Regions from separate parts of the Mus musculus genome. Here all the other regions are linked to region 3. The links are chromatin loops, found by intact Hi-C in ENCODE. Cell type or tissue: heart. All regions are shown on one strand. Each heading gives the region's core, and the rest is flanking DNA. Links, peaks and the distances in the headings are about the cores only.

Region 1 (7,543 bases), core at 980-5,979, 340 kb before region 3:
TACAATGAATACAGGCTAGTAAAGAGATGCTAATAAAATGTAAAGAATGTGAAGGAAGAGAGAAAGAAGGGGAGAGGTACAAAGAGATGGAGGGAGAGAGAAAGACAGAGATGAAGAGAGAAAAGAAGTCTAAGGATGAAGGTCACAGGATGGGCTGAAAAACGGCTAGACAGGAAACGAAGTGAGACATTACCCCAGGAGATGATCGTGACCACGGAAAAACTAGAGAACAAAGTGGGAACACCAGAGGAGATTCAGAGAGGCCAACGGCCAATTCCCAGTACCCATGTGGTGGCTCAAAACCATCCATAACTCCAGTTCCAGGAGTTCTGTCACCTTTTGACCTCTGTAGGCACCAAACATGCATATGGTGCAAATATATACATGTAGACAAAACACTCATAAAATAAGTCTAAGTGGTTTAATTTCTTTTTTTTAAAAAAAAGGGGGACACTGAAAAATATATAAATGTAATTCTTGAAAAAGTAATAAAAGTAATCATATTTTTTGAAAATAAAAAAGAACTAACTGAGAAAAGAAGGTCCGGTCTGAATTCCGGGGAAGAGCTGTCCCTTTATTTGGAACCATGGTCGCCACGGTTACCGGAAACTCAGAAAGGAGAAGTTTGCAAATCTTGTTTATTGCGTTTCATCTTTGTCAGAGTGAAGCAGGAGATCATGATCCTTGATAAGGCAAAGCTTCTAAGAATCAGAAAGGATTTGAAAAAATTAAATATAGCCCATCAATTTCAGTGGCAAGGTGGGGTGGTGGTGCGTGCGAACCTGCATGCGCATGTGCAGACCAACCTTAATCTTCTCCATCACGCAGCATCCACTGTCTGCTTTAATGTATTTTTCATTAGTTCTTTGAGAACTTCCTACATGTGCTCCCCCTCCCGCTCCCAACTCCTCTCGTCTGCCCACCATTATCAACTTGGTGCCCTCCCTTGTTGGTTGGTCTTCTAACCTCCTAAGTCAAATCTGTGCCACTCACATGTGTTTTCCTAAGACGGGGTCTTCCTCGCTACCCTAGAATCCGCAAGTCGAGACATGGATCCTCACGTTTGTGGAGCGAGCACTGGAGCAGCTGGGCCAGCCAGCACGCTTCAGGAAAAGCACAACCATCCACAGAGACGCTGGTTTCTAATTAGGACTTCAAACGGATCCAGGTTCTGTGTGTGTGCAGCCTATCCCTCAATCCCACCGGCCTCCTCTCCACCTCCCTTGCTGAGGAGACTCCAAAGTACACAGGCTGTGTGGTTTATTCCGTTCCTTTTTTTTTTTTTTTTTTTTTTTTCCTCGTCGGGTGATGCACACCTTAACAATTTGGTACGTAGATTACGAGTGAAATGGTGACCTCTCGAGGCAGTTAGCATCCCCCTCCCCTTCAACCATCGCCTTGTCCTTTCTCATGTGTTTGTTTGTTTGTTTGTTTGTTTGTTTGAATGTGTATCCTGCTGTGTGCATGTGGAGGTCAGACGTCAGCTTTCAAGAAATGGTCCTCACCTTCCACCACAAGAGTTCCAGAGGATGAACTTGGGTCATCAGAAACTGACAAGTGTATTCACTACTGAGCCCTGTCCACACACACCCATTTAGTGGGGGAGGGAGGAGGGGTTGGTTGGTTTTTGGTTTTGGTTTTGGGGTTTTGGGTTTTGGTTTGGATTTTGGTTTGGGGTTTGTTTGGGTTTTTTTGGTTGGTTGGTTGGTTGGTTGGTTGGTTGGTTTGGTTTGGTTTGGTTTTTTGTTTTGTTTTGTTTGTTTGTTTTGTTTTGTTTTGTTTTGTTTTTTGAGACAGTGTTTCTCTGTGTAGCCCTAGCTGTCCTGGAACTCACTCTGTAGACCAGGCTAGTTTCAAGGGCATGTGCCTGCCTCTGCCTCTCTCTCTTTCTCTCTCTCTCTCTCTCTCTCTCTCTCACTCTCTCTCTCTCTCTCTGCCTCTCTGCCTCTCTCTCTCTGTCTCTCTCTGTCTCTCTCTGTCTCTCTCTCTCTCTCTCTCTCTCTCTCTCTCTCTCTCTCTCTCCCTCTCCCTCTCCCTCTGCCTCTGCCTCTGCCTCTGCCTCTGCCTCTGCCTCTGCCTCTGCCTCTGCCTCTGCCTCTGCCTCTGCCTCTGCCTCTGCCTCTGCCTCTGCCTCTGCCTCTGCCTCCCAAGTGCTTGGATAAAAGACCTTTGTCACCACAGCCAGCCTAAGTTTTTATTAAAACAGATACTGCTCACTCTAGCTGAACCTCGTGGTGCAGGTTATGAAATCTCAGATACTGGGGAGGCTGAGGCAGGAGGATTATAAGCACAAATCCAGCCTTGATCTGCTACATAGAGAGACCCAGGCTGTGGGGGGAGGGGAGGCTCAGTCAGTAAGTGTTTGCTAAGCAAGCAAAGCTCCCTGAGTGAGCTCTGCACACCCTCACTTAAAGTCCAGGCATGGAAATGAAGTTCTATAATCTAGCCCTGGAGAGAGGGAGGTGTGGAGATCAATGTATCCCCAAGGTGGCCAGCCTACTTACTGAACTCCAGGGCTATAGAAGAACCTGTCTCAAAAAAATAAGGTGGAACCCTCTCCCCAAGAGGAGACAAGGAAGACTGTAAGAGCCAGAAGTCAGGCACGACTGAAGCAGGATCTCGGTACTAATAAACTACAGCACCTGTGGCTGCTGCTTATAATCAGACCAGTCAACCTTACAGCAGGAGTTGGAAGGGCTCATGAGCCCACCCTAACTGAGGAGCTGGACAGTTGATGGCTGCTGATGGAGGGAGAGGCAGTTTTCTTTAAACTATGCCCCTGACCCCGCAGGCTGACCATGCCCCAGTGGATAGCCACACACCAAGTACTACATGGACACCCCAAATTAAACTGGATGGGCTATTTAAAATTTAAAAAGAAGGCATGGTGTTGTAAGACGATTTGGATGACAGCGGATCTGGGAGGAGTTGGGGAATATACACAGTTGAACCCAGGGGCCATATCACTCGTGGACGCTAGGTGGCAGCACAGGGCTGCAAGTGAGCGCTGTGTGGTTAGACTGCAAAGTGTTCCTTGAAGTGAAAAATGGGGGCCTCGGCGCCACAGACAAGGAAACACAGCCTGCTGGAGTCTATGCCTGACTTCATAGGCTGGAATTCCACCAGTACAAGGGTCATTGTTTCGGATAAATGCATTTCTCTTTTAAAAAATAATAAAATTATCCAGAGTACCAATTCAACAAATGAAGCTCAGATCCACCTAGAAATCACTAGAGATAAAAATAAGTTGTAAACATTTTTTAAGAAAAATATGTAACAATAAATTATTGAAGGGTAGGGGCTGTGAGGTGGCTCAGCAAGTAAAGAAGTTTTGCACCTAATGACCTGAGTTTAATCTCTAGGGCCTACACGATAGAAAAAGGGAACTGACTCCTGCACAATGTCCTCTGGCCTCCTATTGCTCTCGGGATACTCACACACTCGTTCACACAAACACAAATCAAATAAATTTAATAAGAAACTAAGCCGGGCAGCGGTGGCGCACTCCTTTAATCCCAGCACTCGGGAGGCAGAGGCAGGTGGATTTCTGAGTTCGAGTTCGAGGCCAGCCTGATCTACAGAGTGAGTTCCAGGACAGCCAGGGCTACACAGAGAAACCCTGTCTCAAAAAAATAAATAAATAAATAAATAATAAAAATAAAAAACAGAAAAGAAAATAAACTAAAAATAAATTGAAGACACCATATCATCCAGTAGTGCCGCTGGCCATTCCTTCTAGAAGACTGGGTGGAGATGCCAGAAATACCAGGGTCCCTTCCTGGGGGCCTCTCTAGGCTCATATCCACAGACTTGTGAGTAAACACGTGTGCACACCCACAAATAAACTCAATCTCTTCCGTCTTTCCTCCCCTCTGCAAACGACCCGCCCAGCTGCAGACGTTGTGTCATTACCGCACATGTCCGCGAGGGGGCGATCGTGCCTTTAACGTCCAGCTGTCTGCCTCGGACCGGTCCTGCTTGGATGTCTGCCCCTGCGTTTGAAGCTTATGTCCGATTTCCCACATCTTCATCCATGTTTTTAAATCCCTAGAACAGTGTAGGGAGAGTATTTTGAGGACTGGCCTAGTTTCTGTTGCTATAATAAAATATCCTGACCAAAAAAAAAAAAAAAAAGGGAGCTTTGGAAGCTAGGGGTTGAGTTTACAGGTCTAGATTACAGCCCATCTTTGTGGGGCAGTTAGAACACACACCTCAAACAGCTGGCCGCGTGACAACCACAGTCAAGAATGAAGAAGTGAAGGCCAGCATGCTCATTTCTCCACAGTTCTGGATCCCTGCCTAGGGAATGGTGTGGCCCACTACAGGCTGGGTCTTCCCACATCAATCCCCCACAGACCCTACAAGTCAACCCACCGTAGGCAGTCACTACAGCAAAACGTAACTTGAGCTGACTAATACAAACTTCTGCCACCCTGAGCCTTAAAGATGGACTGAACACTCTGGGCATGGCTGGAATGGCTCCAAGAGCAGATTCGTGACCTCTAACTCCTCAGCATCGCATGATTCAGCCTTTCTTTTTCATGGGAGAACCATGGGAGCAGGCAGCATTCTGTTACCATGGTGCTTGTGATGGTTAACCTTGACTGTGGACTTGAACTTGAACTTGAATCAGCTGAGAGACGTGCTTCTGGGGAAATTCACGGGGGGACTTTGCCCCTTCCTGGAGAGCTCCTCCACTCTGTTACTGCCCCTGTGTTGTTCCTACAATCCTTATCTGACATGCATTGAAGACCTGGGACCCTCCAGAAATCCCCCCACCCCAGGCCTTCAGATCTGGACTTTGCAGCACCCACCTCATAGACTGGGCTGCTACCAGGTTCTCGGCCTTGGCAGCATACAGGCAGCCATTATAGACTGCCCAGGCTGTATCAGATAAGCCAGACGAACAAATCTTCCTTTGATACCTATTGATTCTATCAGTCCTGTTCCTCTAGTGAACTCTAATGCAGTTCTTGAAGCCCGCAAATCCAGTGACTCTCCCTACAGTGAAGGCAGACCCTTCAGACGTGATAAGCATTTCAGACCAGACTCCTGTGCCATAGTCTATCGTTGGCCAAGAATGTGTGTGAGACAGCACTCGGGCACTGACTTTCCTGAGAGAGAACCAGGCAGTGCTGTGGCCTCTGTTAGCCACTTGACCAGTAATTCTCAACCTTCTTAAAGCCGTGGCCCTTTAACTCAATTCCTCAACCACAAAATTATTTCCTTGCTACTTTGTTAACTGTAATTTTGCTACTGTTAGGAACTGTAATGTAAATATCTGATGTGCAGGATATTGTGATATGCAACCCCTGTGGAAGGGTCATTCAACTACCAAAGGGGTTGTGACCACTGCACTAGGGTGCTGAGAACACAGCTTAGCCCTGAGACTCAGCTTTTTTTAGTGTGTGTGCTATGTGGGATGTACTCACACCTGTAATTCTACATATGCAGGTGCTTATACCGTCACAGGTGTGGAGGCCACTGGAGGCTAACACTCCCCACTCATTCCCCTGATACCTAGTCTCTTGCCGAATGCAGAGCTTGGCTGACAGCCAGAAGTCCCAGCAATTCTCCTGCCCAGGGTTGGCCAAGCCCAGATCTTTCCTGAATGCTGGGGACTCAAACTCAGGTCCTCATGTTTGTGCAGCAAGAACTCTGAACCTCTGAGCCTTCTCTCCAGACACATCACGATGCTGTGCCTTCAAAAAAATATGTCCCTGACTCTCTGGTAATGTACCGTCAATTTTCCAGGGGGTGAGATGACCTCCAAGTCCATTATGTCTCAACCAACATTCTCCACCGCCCACAAAGCTGGATCTAATATTGGGCCATGGGGATGTTCGATACAATGGCGCCTTCCTAAATAATGTACACTCTGAAGTCCTGTCCCATTGGCCACCAACGCTAGCCCTTCTTTTATTTGAGCTTGGTAATGGTGATCCCAGCCGATCGAAAGAAATCCACCCAAAAAGGTCAGTTACTTAGCTCTTGACTTAGCCCTAAAGTACTGCAGGTAAAGTCAAATCAGAGAGAGAGGGGGGTACTGCCAAGGCCTGGGGCCAGAGGGTGGTGGGTGTAATGTAAATGATGAAAAAGTTCTGGAAGGTGGGTATTGGTTCTGGGGCCATGAATACACTTAGCAATAGTTAAAACACTCACAATGGCAGGGATGGTAGACTGTGTGCTGTGCTTAACCACAGTCTTAAAAATAAAGTCTATTCAATAAGAAAGAGATGCCAAGGCATGAATAATATATGTTGAAACGAATCAGTCTGATGCACAGGCCTTTTCTGAAACAATCAACAGAGGTAAGGGGATGGGGTTCATGAGGACCCGCCCCTTCCTGGTGACTGATAGAGTTGGGAGGGGAGGAGCTCGTGAGGCCCCACCCCTTCCTGGTGACTAATAGAGTTAACAATTGGAGGGGGAGGGGCTCATGAGGCCCCACCCCTTCCTGGGATTGATAGACAGTTCAAGGTCTCCTGGGACAGGATAGCAATTTCTTCAGTGATATAGCCACAGTCAGCGGCCCACACTCCTGTAATTGCCTCTCATCTCAGCCCTGATAGAATTCTGTGGTCTGTCAGAAATCAGACATGGGAGTAGAAGGTAGACTGGGTAGGAAAAGGAAGGAAATCAGCTGAAGTGGGAGGGGACAAGAGAGAATGACGGAGGATACGATCAAAATAAATAATACATGTATGGAAATATCATAATAATGGGTTCATTATTAGGTTTAAGTAATATCCACCATTAAAAACATGCCAAAAAAAATAAACAGAAGTCCGAAGCCAAGAGAACAGACAGACAGATGGCAGATAGGAGAGAACGAGCTACAGTCTGTGGTGGTAAAAAGATGGAATCCTATCCCCACAAGTCCATCCACAACCGAAATAGGGTACCATGAGAAGAGAGATTTCTCTGTGCTGGGTGAAGCTGTGGCTAAGTGGGTAGAGCTGTCATCTGTCATGTCCGAGGCCCTGGTTCCATCCACCGGGCCTGGTGGTGCACACCTCTCAGCCCAGCACTTAGGAGGTGGAGACGGGAAGAGTAGGAGTTCAAGATCACCCTTGGCTATATAGTGAGTGCGTGGCCATTGTGAGACTCATGGGAGCCCGTCTCCAAAAAAAAAATAATAACAAAATAAAAAATAAAATTGAAATCCCTCTGACAGGAGCAATTTCCTGCTCAGGACTGTGACTCTGGTCAAACATCCTCAGCTGGCAGGTCATGACCAAGGCTGGGAGGTCATGACATGGCTGGGAAGTCGTGACCCATGGCTGGAAGGTCATACCCTGTGGCTGGAAGGTTGTGACCCAGGGCTGGGATGTCATGGCCCAGGGCTTGGAAGTCATAGCTGTTAATTTCCTAAATGGTCATGTTATAAAAATACCTTCTAAATATTTATGTGTGCATCCACAATGCTGGCAAACCTCAGCCTGGGTCATAGAAGTCTCCTTCTACAGTAGACCGTGGTCCATGGAGAGATGCATTATTGTTCAAAGTGCTGAGAATACAAGATGGAGTGCTCACCCCTAGA
Region 2 (7,543 bases), core at 980-5,979, 64 kb before region 3:
GTATGTATGTATGTATGTATGTGTGTGTGTATATATATATATATATATATATATATATATATATATATATAGTTTTTCGAGACAGGGTTTCTCTGTGTAGCCCTGTAGACCAGGCTTGGCCTTGAACTCAGAAATCCACCTGCTTCTGCCTCCCAAGAGCTGGGATTAAAGGCGTGTGCCACCACTGCCCAGGCAATAAAAAAAATAATTTAAAAGTCAGGGCATCTGCCTAGCACATGGCCTTTTATTTTTCTCTGTATAGGCCTGGCTGTCCTGGAACTCACTTTGTAGACCAGGCTGGCCTTGAACTCAAAAATCCGCCTGCCTCTGCCTCCCAAGTGCTGGGATTAAATGCGTGTGCCACCACCGCCCGGCGCACATGGTCTTTTAATAGTAATGTCTCTCCACTTGTCCCATACTACTCTGGTCTCACACACTTGCTCTTCCTTCTTACACCTTCCCAACTCACCAGGCCCCCGTTGGACTCATCACCTGGGGGTTGAGTTGTGCTATTTGTGAAAGGGTCCGGTGCTGTGGAACAGAAAGAGAAAAAAAAAATCCATGCTGGGGTCTTCTTCACTAGTTATCACTTACACACCACTCAGTCAGACCTTGCAAAACGCCTTCCAAAGTCTCCAGCTGGAATTGAGGCAGCAAGTACAGCCAGGCCACCCACTCCACCCTCGGGTGTGATGCTGGTTTCTCTGGCCACCCTCAGCCCAGCAGGTAATAATCTGACCACCCAGAGTCACCATTGTTAGCCTATTAGAATAGATGGCTTCCAGAACCGTGTCCCCCTCCACCATCACTCCGGCCCAGAACCCTTAAGGACCTGGGCGGGGCTCAACCTTTCCCAGGAGTATGTGACTCACAAGGTCCCCCCACCCCCCAGGCTCCCGAAACTGGAACTAGAGACTGAGGGAAGGTCTGGCTGGGTCCACACCTACGGAGGGCCAGCCCTGTCAGCTGGGCTCCCTCCAGGTCCCCCTGACTGCTTAAGACTCTCAACTATGCAGACTCAGGTGCCCAGGCTCTCCCTCCCCTCCTCCACCTCTGGGCTCTGCCCAACAACCCCCAGCTCCTAAATTCCACAAGACTTAAGGACTCAGGAATTCTAGGCTGCGGGTACGGAGCGTTCAGAAAAACGCTGGTTCGAGCCTCAGCAACGTTAAAAGAAAAAAAAAAAAAAACTGGAGAAAAAAAAACTGGAAAAAAAAAAAGTTCGCAGGTCAGCTAAACTAATTTGAAATTCAGCCCTGAAGCTTTCAAACTTGGTCTCCAAACGCATTCCAAGCTCATTCCTCAGACCTGTCGCCCTCTCTGGGTCGCAAATGCCCGGCACTTCTGAGTTCAACCCGGGAACCCTCCTCCCACCCGAGCGCTGCCCCGGACAGTACCTACCTGTTAGGCTCCAGCCGGAGGGCAGCATCGGCAAACCAAACGCCAAGAGCACCCCCAGGCCTGGGGTCGCCATGAGTTTAGGCGACGAGTTGGTGACGCCAAGGACAGGACTTCCCCAAGGCGCCAATTCCTACCGCATCTTGGGTCGAGGAGGGCACCTGCGACCCAGGACCTGGGGACCAGACCGGGGTGGGGGGGAGAGGGCGCAGCATAGGGTGAGGGGCTGGACTCAGGCTCGGGGCCCAGCGACAGGCAACCCAATCTTGGAGTGCGCTCCCCGCCCTCGGCGCCAAGGGTCAGAGATTAAAGATTAACTCCCCGACCGCATTCTTGGGCCAGGAAAAGGGAAGGAGGAGGTGGGGACAGGACAGGCTGCGCGCCCTGCCTCCCTACCTGACTCCAGCGTCTGAGAGGGACTTCGCTCAGGTTCCCAATCCCGGGTTCCCAGCTGGAACCCCGAGTCTCCGTCCTTCACCCGGTCGCTCCAGATCCCACCCGCCCCGCCCGCTCACGTGACCCGGAAAGTTTAGTCACCCACCTGGGCAAAGAGCGCACTTCCGGCTTGTGCACCTGAGCCTGGCTGAGAGGGGCGGGGCGAAGAGGGCGGGGCCGCGCCGCCAGAGCACCTGTAACGGGAACCCCATTGCGACCCGGAGCACCGCAGAGGGCGGAAATGAGCAGGTGTAAGCACAGGGGTGCATACCCCGGCGGGGGGCGTGGCGACACTCCAGAAAGATACACACTTATAAGAGGCGGGCTCCGATGGGAAACACTGAAGAACTCACACCCTGAAGTCAGACCTGGGAATGCTAACCTGTATTCTAAATGTATTCTGGAGGCTGAGGCAGGAGGACCCCAAGTTCAAAGCCAGCCTGAATAAACCCTATTTCAAAAGTAAAAGGGGCTGGGAGCGTGGCTCGGGGCCAGAACCCCTGCCTTAAATGGCCTAGTGAAGGTCGCCTTCCAAGAATGTCTTAGTGATTGGATCGCCCCTTACTCAGCCATGAATTCCTCCTTAGCATGCCTGAGACCCCTGGGTTCCATTTTCATCCCATAACCAAAAAAATCAACCAACCTGTACAGGACTAGTTTTGTAGAAAGATACATGTAGGCTTGTAGTCAGAGTGTAATCAGAACACCTGCTTAGATTAAACCCGTGCGGTATTAAAAAAAAAAAAAAAAAAAAAAAAAACCGGACAAAGATCTGTGCAGAATCTCGCCCAGCTTAACGGAAGGCCTTATGTCCACACTGAAGAACATCCGTATGAGGTCCACCTGCCAGGGAAGTGTCTGTGAGGAAGCATGGATTTGGGGCGTCTGCGCAGAAGTAGTGATGTCCCACGGCACCCACACAGAAACTCTTATGCATGGAAACATCTGGTAGCTGGTAGAGGGAGTGGGTGGGACTTTCACCTGTTCACCACAGATGTATGGGCACAGCTTGGGTGGGGACCGCATGACCTCTGGATGTATCTTTGGGTAAAAGGTGGTCATGCACCGGATATGATGGCACGTGATTGCCGTCCCAGCAACTGGGATTCCGAAGCAGGCGAACTGCTGCACATTCAAGGCCAGCGAGGCTACAGAGACCTTGGCTCAAAAGGACAATAACAACAATAGCCATAGAGCTGCAGCTGGAGTTCTGTGGCTAGTTTATCTAGCACATACAAGGCTATATACAACACCCATTGTAGTGTAGCATACGCCTTAGATCCCAGGTGGAGCTCTGTGAGGTCCAGATCAGCCCGGTCTACATAGTAAATTCCGTGGCTACATAGAGAGACTGTGTCTTTGAACAAGAAAAATAAATAAATAAATAAATAAATAAATGAGGCGTCGTCCCTTCCTGGGAGTGGTGGTTTAAACTCTGTTTAAATCTCTGCTCTGGCCCTAAATGGGAATCCAGACTAAGATTTGAAGCTTTTGATTTCTCCACTGTAGCGTGGGAAAAGCTAGTGTCACCTACCTACCTCACAGGGTTTGGGGTAGGTTCGTTACTGAGCAGCGAGTGAAGGGCTCTGGCATGCGCAACGCACTCAATGTGAGCTCTTATTTATTATTCGCGGTCAGACGGACGCCCTTCCCCCTGACGGTGAGACGAAAAACTGCACCCGAAACTTGTGGGCGGGACTTCAGCAGGTGCAACCACAGCCGCCGGCTGAGGCCCCGCCTCCAGAGCCCCTCCTCCTGATCGTTATCTTTAGTGGCGCGGGAGATACTGGTCCGCGACTCCCTTTCCAGGCAGGTCTGCAAAGAGCAGCCTTCAGAGAGTCTGAATTGGGGCGCGGCCCCTTTAAGAATGCCTAGCGGGCTGCGAGCTGCGGGACAGGAGGCCGCGGCGGGTCAACCGGGAAGCCCCGCCTAGGTAGAGCGGACCGCCGCAGCTAGGGCGCATTGACCAATAAGGATTTAACTTTGCAGCCGCGCCGCTCGTTGACCTTGCGTTTCTCTCTCCGAGTGTCACCAAGAAAAGGAGGCGCGCGGGCGGAATGAAGTGTTGGGGAGGGAGCCCACACCTCTTTGTTGATCTGCTGTTTCTATCATCGACTGGGGAATCTAACTAGAGCAGGCGGGCGAAAGAAGCTTTTAAACTGGTTCAGAATTCTTTGCGTAGACCTGGGAGAAGCAAAAACTTGAATTTCTGATAAGTGATCCGTTAGAGAGGAAGGTGTAAATGAACAAGATTACGAATCCAATTCCTGACAATTCCCTACCAAAACCATTTAAGGAAAAAAGGGTAAACTGAGGCAAGCAGAGTACTAAGACGGTTGCCTCTCCTACCGTCCCAGGAATGCGCTGTCAGATGTGCAAAACCAGAGCCTCCTAGAATGCTTCCCCACGCCCCCTGCTCCGCCCCCAGCCCCCTCCCCCAAGTAATGCGGGTCGGAGGAGGAGACCAAGTTCTGGCGCGGGCGGGGACGACTAGCATTTATCACTTCCAGCAAGTGCCGGAGCTCGGCCCCGCACTGAAGAGGCTGCGGTGCGGGTGGGCGCGGGAGCTGGCTTTGTGGGGACCCCGGGGGGGAGGGGGAGCCAGAAAGCCCCCGCCGAGGCCGTCGCTGCGGGGCCTCCCCTCCCCCCTGGGCGGGCGCCATGCGGGGGGGCTCAAGCGACGCGGAGCGGCGGCAGCGCTGGGGTCGCCTGTTCGAGGAACTAGACAGCAACAAGGACGGCCGCGTGGACGTGCACGAGTTGCGCCAGGGGCTGGCCAGGCTGGGAAGGGGAGATCCGGACCGTGCACAGCAGGTACTATGGGCAGCGACCACCGCGGCAGGATCCGCCCGCGCCGTAACCGGTGCCCCTTAATGCCGCGGCTACGGCAGCCACAGGCTACCTGTTGGCTGGACCCCACCACCTCTGTCTAGGTTCCCTTCCCTCTGTCCACCCGCGTCTGGCCTGACGTCGCGAAACAGGGCTGCCAAGGCTCCAGGCCTGCAGTGGCTGCGGTTGCCAGGACCCAGCGGCCCCTCCCCCCCCCACCGCCCCCTCCCCCACCCCCTGTGGGATGCCTACTGGGGGGGATGGACTGCAGAGCGGGACGCTTTCCCCTCCACGGCCCAGAGCCAAACCCTCCTCTGCTCTGTGCACAATCCGAGGGGTGACCCGCTCCCACCTGCAGCTAACACAACTTCACATCCTTGCTGGAGCACACACAGAGCCCCTAGCCAGCTCTCCTAGTCTCTTATTTACATTTGCTGCCAGCCGGCTCTTTCCCGGACCTGGCCAGTTGCCCCAGGCTGCTCCAGCTAGGGAGTCAGTCCATCTGAGGTCACTCTGCTTCTACTGGGGTCTGACCTGTCTAGGAAGGAATTTGAGGTAGGGGTGCAGTTTAGCAGTAAAGTGCTTTCCTGGCATGTGCAAAGGTCCTAGGTTCTAGCTCCAGTATGGGAGGTGGCAGTGGGGAGCAGCAAAAACTGGCCCTTTCTCCGTGTGACAGGGGACATGGAGCCCCTAGCCTTCCCTAAAACAGACCTATTGCATTTTTGTTGACCTTGAGTCTAAGGTCCAACTTTTGGATAGGAATATAAAGAGGCCCCATGGCTGTTGGGCCTTATATGAACCACGACTGTTTCTAACAGGACAAACACACACACACACACACACACACTCCTCAACAAGACTGCCAAGGAGACAGGATTTTATAAGGAAAATCTGGGTGGGCAAATTTGGGAAACAAGGTAATGAATGAGAGAGAATCAGAGTTCAAGGTCTCGTCCTACAGTACAGAGAATGTGAGGCTAGCCTGGGCTATATGAGACAGGTGTCTCAAAATTGACCAAAAAGTGCCCCCAGGTTGCCACTTCCCAGTACTATGACCTTGAACTGCCTCTGTGACTCTGTAGAGTCCTCAGTCTGCCTAGGGACTGAGACAAGAGGCAGATTCTTCTTATGGCCTGGGGCTGCTCCCTTCCATGAGGAACTGGGGCTCTGAGCTCCTGAGGCATGAGGCATATTCTAGCTGTCTTCCCCACACACGCCCTGTGGGGGTGCAGTCTGCTGGAGTCCCTGTGTCCCCTTTTTTCCTCTGCTAGGGTGTCTCCTCTGACTGGGATGCTGATCCTGATGGTGGCCTCAGCCTGGAGGAGTTTACTCGCTACCTGCAGGAACGGGAGCAGCGCCTTCTGCTCATGTTTCACAGCCTTGACCGGAACCAAGATGGTGAGATGGGCTCTAGGCTGGGGAATGGACAAGTGGGTTAGAACCCGAAGCGCCGGGGGAATGGGGAGGGCTGCTTCTGACTCATGGACTATTTTGGGAGTTCTCAGCTGCAACTAGGTGATTTGAGCCTGAACTGGCCCATCCCACCTCCTATCCCTTTTGCAGTAGGACCCCTCTCTCTGCCCATACACGTTTCTCTTCAGACAGTATACTTGGTTCGGAGACCCTCAAATACAAGGATAGACCCTTAACCAAGCATCTTCTGGGTTCCTTAAGTATTACCTTAAAGTTGGAGAGCTAGATCAGGGGTAACGTGGTTGCCACAAAGCCACAAGTCCCTAAGCTCAATCCCTTGTCCCCATAGATGCAGAGGTACATGCCTGTAAGCCCAGCCTTGGAGAGGGGGAGATGAAGAAAATGAATAATAATCAAATATTGCTTTAGTCCCTTGTAACATAGGAACCTCTGTGATCACCCCTGAACTCACGCATTCACTCCTGGAATAGAGAACTCTCCAATATCAACCCTGAGCAGCCCCCACAACCTGTATAAGAACCTCTCTCCTTACCATGGTGGCAAACAACTTTGATCCCAGCACTCAGGAGGCGGAGGGGCAGGCAGATGTCTGAGTTCAAGGCCAGCCTGGTCTACAGAGTGAGTTTCAGGACAGCCAGGGCTACACTGAGAAACCCTGGCTCAAAGGAGAGGTGGGAGGAGTCTCCCATGAGGCTGAGAAGCTGACTCAGTCAGAGAGGGACTGGAGTTCAAACCCCCGCACCTGTGTTAAAAAGCTAGGTATGGGGCTGGTGAGATGGCTCAGTGGATAAGAACACCGACTGCTCTTCCAAAGGTCCTGAGTTCAAATCTCAGCAACCACATGGTGGCTCACAACCACCCGTAATGAGATCTGACGCCCTCTTCTGGTGTCTGAAGACAGCTACAGTGTACTTATGTATAACAATAAACATCTAAAAAAAAAAAACCACTTAAAAAAATAAAAAAGCTAGATGGGCATGGTGGTGCACGCCTTTAATCCCAGCACTGGGGAGGCAGAGGCAGGCGGATTTCTGAGTTCAAGGCCAGCCTGGTCTACAGAGTGAGCTCCAGGACAGCCAGGGCTATACAGAGAAACCCTGTCTCAAAAAACCAAAAAAAAAAAAAGCTAGGTATGGTGGTGCCCACCTGTGACCCAGCACCGGTGAGGTAGAGACTGGAGGTGGTAAGGTGGATCTTAGGGTTAGACTTCCAGATAAGTCACCGGACTCCAGGTTCAGCAAGAGACCCTGTCTCAAAAGAAAGATGGAGAAAGACTGAAGACAGCCATTGACCTCTGGCCTCTTCATCCACACGCACACAGAAGCACACACACAAGGGCTTCTGGACCTCCCAGTCCAGCCTATGTATGGTTTGGGTGTCTCCTGGGGCTCCCCTTTTCCAGGTCACATAGATGTCTCTGAGATTCAACAGAGCTTCCGAGCACTAG
Region 3 (5,000 bases), core at 1-5,000:
GCCGACCCTGCTGCCAGCCCACCAGCTATGCTGATGTGACCTTCCTTGATGATCAGCACCATTGGCAGCAGCTGCCTCAGCTCTCAGCTGCAGCTTGTGGCTGTGGTGGCTGAAGGAGGCCAGTCTGGTGTCTCAGAATCACAAGCATGAGACAGGCTGGGCTTTGAAAGGCTCAGGTGACATTACTAGAAATTTGCATAGGTAAAGATAAGAAGGGAAAGGACCAGGGTTTTTTGTTTCTTTCTTTGCTTGCTTGTTAGTTTTTTTTTTTTTTTAATCAGCAGTGGATGCAATAAATGATATTCTCGTGGCCTTAAGAGTGTGTGTGATCAGGTGCACCCTGGCAGCCACCATGCTATGTGAATCCTGAGACCCTGATCGTCTCTTAAGAGCCCCAGCCCTGGCAGACGGTCATTTGAAGATCCCATGACAGCATTTTCCCTACTTTATTCACAAATATGGAGGATATGTGGGAGGTCAGCAGGCTGGAGGTGGCTCTTCTGGCCTTCCTGGCCCCATCCCCTCAGGGAGGGAGCGGCAAATCACTGAGATGCGTCGGCCCCGGGGAACCCGGTGCTCCCCAAAAAATGATTCTTCATCTCTAAGGATCTCATGGGAGAAGTCATATCGGGCTGAACCCCTGCAAGAAGAGAGAAGCTGAGTGGGTGGATGGAGGGAAGACTGTCCCTTCAGCATTTCTATACTTTTTCTGAGTGGTGGTGGTGACTGTTAGAAACCCTCGGCCTCACCTGAGGACTTTGGGTTACGTCGTACCTTAAGATATAGAGAGACCCTGGCTCCAGCAACAGTTCCAGCCACTGCTCAGGTTCCTGTGTATGCACCAGCTTCATAACACTTGGAGACAACAGGGAAAGGCCAGCAATGGTAGATCCACAGAACTGGAAAAGGGGTATGTATGCTGTGTATATTGGGGTGTCAGGCTTAGTTCTGCCCCCCTGTCCACCGACAACCTAGCTAGGAGTTCTGATGGAATGCCTTCTGCCCACCTTGACACTGTCAACATGAGGCTTGATGTAGCCCCGAGGTTCCAGGTCCAACACATGTACTGGGGATAGCAGGCTCTGGTCAGGACCAAATGCAGCCGCCCGAACCCGCTGCAGGATGACCTGGCTTGCATCAGACCAGCAGGATTTCTCTGTCTCCCTGAAGCCATGGATGGCCTGAATAGAGAGCTCAAGTCATAACTGGGAACTCCCAGGACAGGAAAATGAGGTACCGAGGGGTGCAGTACAGGGCAGGCAGTCTTTCCAACTTTAGCTCATTATCAGTGAGGTTTCAACCACGCATCTGGTCTTCACGTTTCGTTTCCCAGTGGTCCCTGGTGCTGGCCACCCTAATATTCAGTATCTCGGTCTCCTGTCTCTATTTGATCCCACTCAAGTCCCTAGTGAAACTCCCAACTGCTGGCACTCCCTCTCCCAAGTCTGCTTTTTATTTCTAATCTTGTCACCAATGCCCCTGAAGTGTTCCAGAACTTCATGTCTGAAGTGACATCTTTGTCCTCACTACGCATTCCTTGGTGCCCACCAAAACCCTCCCTTCTGATTCCAGGCCCAGCCCCACACTACAGCCCCTGTTCTTAGTAAAGCCCAGCAGTGATTTGCCCCCACTGTAATACTGCGCTGCTCTGAGCTCAACGTTGCCAGTTCACCTTCTCCGGCTCTGGTCCCTTCCCCTGCTCTAAGTACCATCCACAAGCCCGCAGCAGCAGGCCTTCCCCTGGACTCAGCTCTGGCATCAAGATCAGCCCCATTCCCACAAGACCTCCTGACCAACTGTCACTCATCGAATTGCCCAGCACCCGCCATGTCCCACACCAGAGAAACTTGGTCCCACCCGAACCTACATCGGGGACTGCCCAAAACACACTGTCCCCAACCTGGCCAAGCAAGCCTAGCTCTTCACTCTACCCCTCCGAGGACCCCGCCCCCTCACTATGTCCCAGTGGGCGTCCCCTTAGCTCGCCGCTCCGCCCACTCACCGCGTCCCAGTGGTCGTACTCGTAGCGCCGGCGCCGCAGCTGGGGCTCCAGTTCGCGTGTTAGCGTGTCCTCCTCCTCCTGGCTCAGGAAGCCTGGATGCACCACGGCCTCATCACGCAGGCGGCCCAGCACGGCAGAGTCTGAGCCGCGCACCCAGGCGCACCCAGAAAGCAACCGCATCGCTAGCCTCCTGCTGCCCGCCATCTTCAGGGATTGACCACAGCAGGCTGAGCCACACCCCCGCAAGCTATTGGCTGACACCGCACCACGCCCATCAGCTACTGGCTCTATTAGCTGTGCTTTAAGTCAGTCTACCGCTTGTCCCGCCTCTCGGCCCTGAGCAAGGTCTCAAGCAGTAGGTGCAGAACTAGGGCGAACGGAGGCTGGAGGTCACGTGGGGGCAAAGCCAAGGTTAGAAGTTCAATCAGCCTAGCGCAAATTTAGCGCTTGTCAAACAGCACACCCTGGTGGAGAAAGGAGGATAACTAACTCCAAGGTCAGCCCTTGAGTTTGAGGCTAACCTGAATTTCAGATGTTGCCCACAAAATAGGACATCCAAACAAATAAGACCAAATAATACAACCCCCACCTCAAATGTTTTGTGTTAAATCTAAAAAGAGTCTACTTCCTTCCACACTAATAAACTGGGCCTAGGAAAATGGCTCAGCACTTGCTAAGAGTCTTTGGTTTGACCTCAGGACCCCCAAACATGGTGCAAGCAGAAAAAGCAACTCCTGCATTTGCGACCCTCTGACCTCCATAGGGTCATGTGGCACCTGCCTCCATCCCATAAACTGGGATCCTCTGCTTCTAGTTCTAGTAAAACTCCATAAACATGTCCTGACATTCTCTCTGGCTTCAGCTGGCTTTTGGAGCCTGCAACAAAATGCCAGGACTTTGTCACCTGGTGAGTCACCAGTGTCAGGTCTCATGGGTCTGAGGATCAACCCAAAGTTGGTGGTAGATTCTGGTAGACCCTCCACCCTAACTCTTAACTCTCTAAGGGGCCAAGCCCAGGATCGGCAGGTAAGAATGTACTCTTAAGTCCCAGCACCCACAGGGAAGCCCCAGGGGACCCAACATCCTCTTCTGGCCATGGGTACTGCACTCACCATGCACAAACCCACACATAACCAAAGATGTATGAAATCATATTTCTACCCACTGACTTTGGGGTAGTATATGGCTTAAGTCTGTTGAAGTCAGGTGTGGTGGTGTACACCTTTAATCCTAGCACTCAGGAGGTGAGGCAGGTGGGTACCTGAGTCTGAGGCTAGATTGGTTTAGTTCCAGGAGAGCCAGGGTTTGCTTACTGAAGTGGTTTGTCAAGGTGAAGGAGGCCTGCTGTCTTGGAGAAGTAATGGAAGGTGCTTCAGACATGGGACAAAGACTACAAAGATTTAATTTAAATCACAGTGTCTCAGGCAGTCTGCCCTGCTCTGAGGGCAACCTCAATCCACATCTCCTCTAGGGGTTGTTCTTGGGCCCAGCAGAGGAAGTTTCAGTCTGGTCTCCACTCCTTAGGTGCTTGTCGGGGCAGGAGGATCCGTCGGCGCTGTGGCAGTCTCCTTCTGTACCAGTTCTGGCTCATCCTCCCCGTCCTGAGGTGGGTGGACCAAGACCTTGTCCAAGATGCCAAACTCTTGGGCCTCCATGGGGCTCATGTAGCGGTCCCTCTCCATTGCTGACTCTAGGGAAAGCAGTATATGTGGGTAGGAGTAGAGGCCTGGGCTGTTTTTCCCCAAATTCCTAGGTTGAAGCCCTTACCAGTCGTGAGATGATTTATGGAGTTGTGAGGGACCCCCTACCATGGGATCTATGCTCTTATGAAGAGAGGCAAAAGTAAAAGGGCTACAAACTAAGATAATGTCTTCAAAGAAAAAAAGGAGGAGCTCTGTTGGCTGAACACTTTCCTAAGAGCCCAGGCTTCATACCTAGGAGCACCAGCAATTCCAGGAAACCAAAGGTGTAGAAGCCATTAGCATCAGGAATTGATAGCAACACAAAAATGTCACCTTCCAGGCCCTGGCTATTCCTGGCCTTCCTGCTTCCAGGACTGAGATTAGACACTCCTAGCATTTTAGCTTCCAGCCCATGATGTTTTCTTCCAGCTCCCAAGTTTCATAAGATACACTTACTCTGACAATCTTTCCCATGGGGCTGGGGAACCTCTCTGTGATTCAATCTCCTCCGTAGTAAAAAACAGGGTTTTGTTTTTGCTTTTTTTTTTTTTTCCAGACAGGATCACATGCAGCCCGGGCTAGCCTCGAAGGGACGACCTTCAACTCCTGATTCCCCCATCTGTGCTGGCCAAGTGCCGGGATGAGAGGTCTGCAGTGCTTACACCACACCAATTCAATTTTTACCGACTACTGTAATACATCAGGTCCCAGGAACTACATGGTAGGAGAGAATCGCCTCTTGAACACTGTCCCCTGAACTCCACATGTCATGGCATTCACACAACAGTAAGATGCAACTAGGAAAATGCCACGCAGTGCTAGGTGGTGGATCTTAGACTGAACATATGTGACCAGCAACAAGATATACCGAAGAATGGCACGTGGGACAGTAAGATGGCTTGGTGGGAAGAGGGGTTTGCCACCAAGTCTAATGACCTCAAGTTCAATCACCACTCCTTACAAGGTGTCAACAGAGAACCGATGTTTACAAACTGTCCTCTGACTTCCACACATCACTATGGCAGGCACATGCTTCCCAAATCAACTATTTTAAAAATGAAATGTTGGAGCCGGGGGTGGGGGTGGGGGTGGGGGTGACGCACACCTTTAATCCCAGCACTCGGGAGGCAGAGGCAGGCGGATTTCTGAGTTCGAGGCCAGCCTAGTCTAGAAAGTGAGCTCCAGGACAGCCAGGGCTATACAGAGAAACCCTGTCTCGAAAAACCATAAAGAAATGTCGGGCTGCAGAGATGGCTCAGAGTTTAAGAGCACTGGCAGCTTGCTCTTCCAGAGGTCCTGAGTTCAATTCCTAGCAA

What was found. A loop is a pair of places that touch in the nucleus more often than their neighbours do. Peaks named below come from ENCODE experiments on the same cell type or tissue, not always from the same donor. Only the 100,000 strongest peaks of a DNase experiment are listed, where the experiment ranks them.
Region 1: it touches region 3 in a loop (7-fold over the local background); 20 of 42 quality-filtered maps call a loop at or near these places.
Region 2: it touches region 3 in a loop (2.2-fold over the local background); 5 of 42 quality-filtered maps call a loop at or near these places.

What each region holds. Positions count from the first base shown.
Region 1 is chr17:57,331,316-57,338,858 of GRCm38, reverse strand. No RefSeq gene overlaps it. Among named protein-coding and RNA genes, the nearest start is that of Adgre1, 24 kb to the left of the region's middle. In heart, for the core only: CTCF peaks have their summits at 2,977 (motif pointing right) and 3,916 (motif pointing right); DNase peaks (open chromatin) are centred at 2,968 and 3,908; H3K27me3 peaks cover 396 bases.
Region 2 is chr17:57,056,625-57,064,167 of GRCm38, reverse strand. Slc25a23 (solute carrier family 25 (mitochondrial carrier; phosphate carrier), member 23) reads left to right here and starts at 4,305. Exons shown (of 10, transcript NM_025877.4): 1 at 4,305-4,647; 2 at 5,934-6,060; 3 at 7,499-7,543. The coding sequence starts at 4,495. It overlaps Crb3 (crumbs family member 3), which reads right to left and starts at 1,937. Exons shown (of 4, transcript NM_177638.5): 1 at 1,795-1,937; 2 at 1,402-1,573; 3 at 470-531. The coding sequence starts at 1,474. In heart, for the core only: a CTCF peak has its summit at 3,501; DNase peaks (open chromatin) are centred at 3,557, 3,697, 4,437, 5,007 and 2 weaker places; H3K4me3 peaks cover 4,126 bases; H3K27ac peaks cover 1,714 bases; H3K27me3 peaks cover 2,130 bases.
Region 3 is chr17:56,994,570-56,999,569 of GRCm38, reverse strand. Clpp (caseinolytic mitochondrial matrix peptidase proteolytic subunit) reads right to left here. Exons shown (of 6, transcript NM_017393.2): 6 at 3,199-3,692. The coding sequence ends at 3,523. Alkbh7 (alkB homolog 7) reads right to left here and starts at 2,231. Exons shown (of 4, transcript NM_025538.3): 1 at 2,003-2,231; 2 at 1,008-1,181; 3 at 775-899; 4 at 230-640. The coding sequence starts at 2,206. The coding sequence ends at 478. Pspn (persephin) reads left to right here. Exons shown (of 2, transcript NM_008954.3): 2 at 1-257. The coding sequence ends at 113. In heart, for the core only: a CTCF peak has its summit at 2,467; a DNase peak (open chromatin) is centred at 2,309; H3K4me3 peaks cover 1,624 bases; H3K27ac peaks cover 1,373 bases.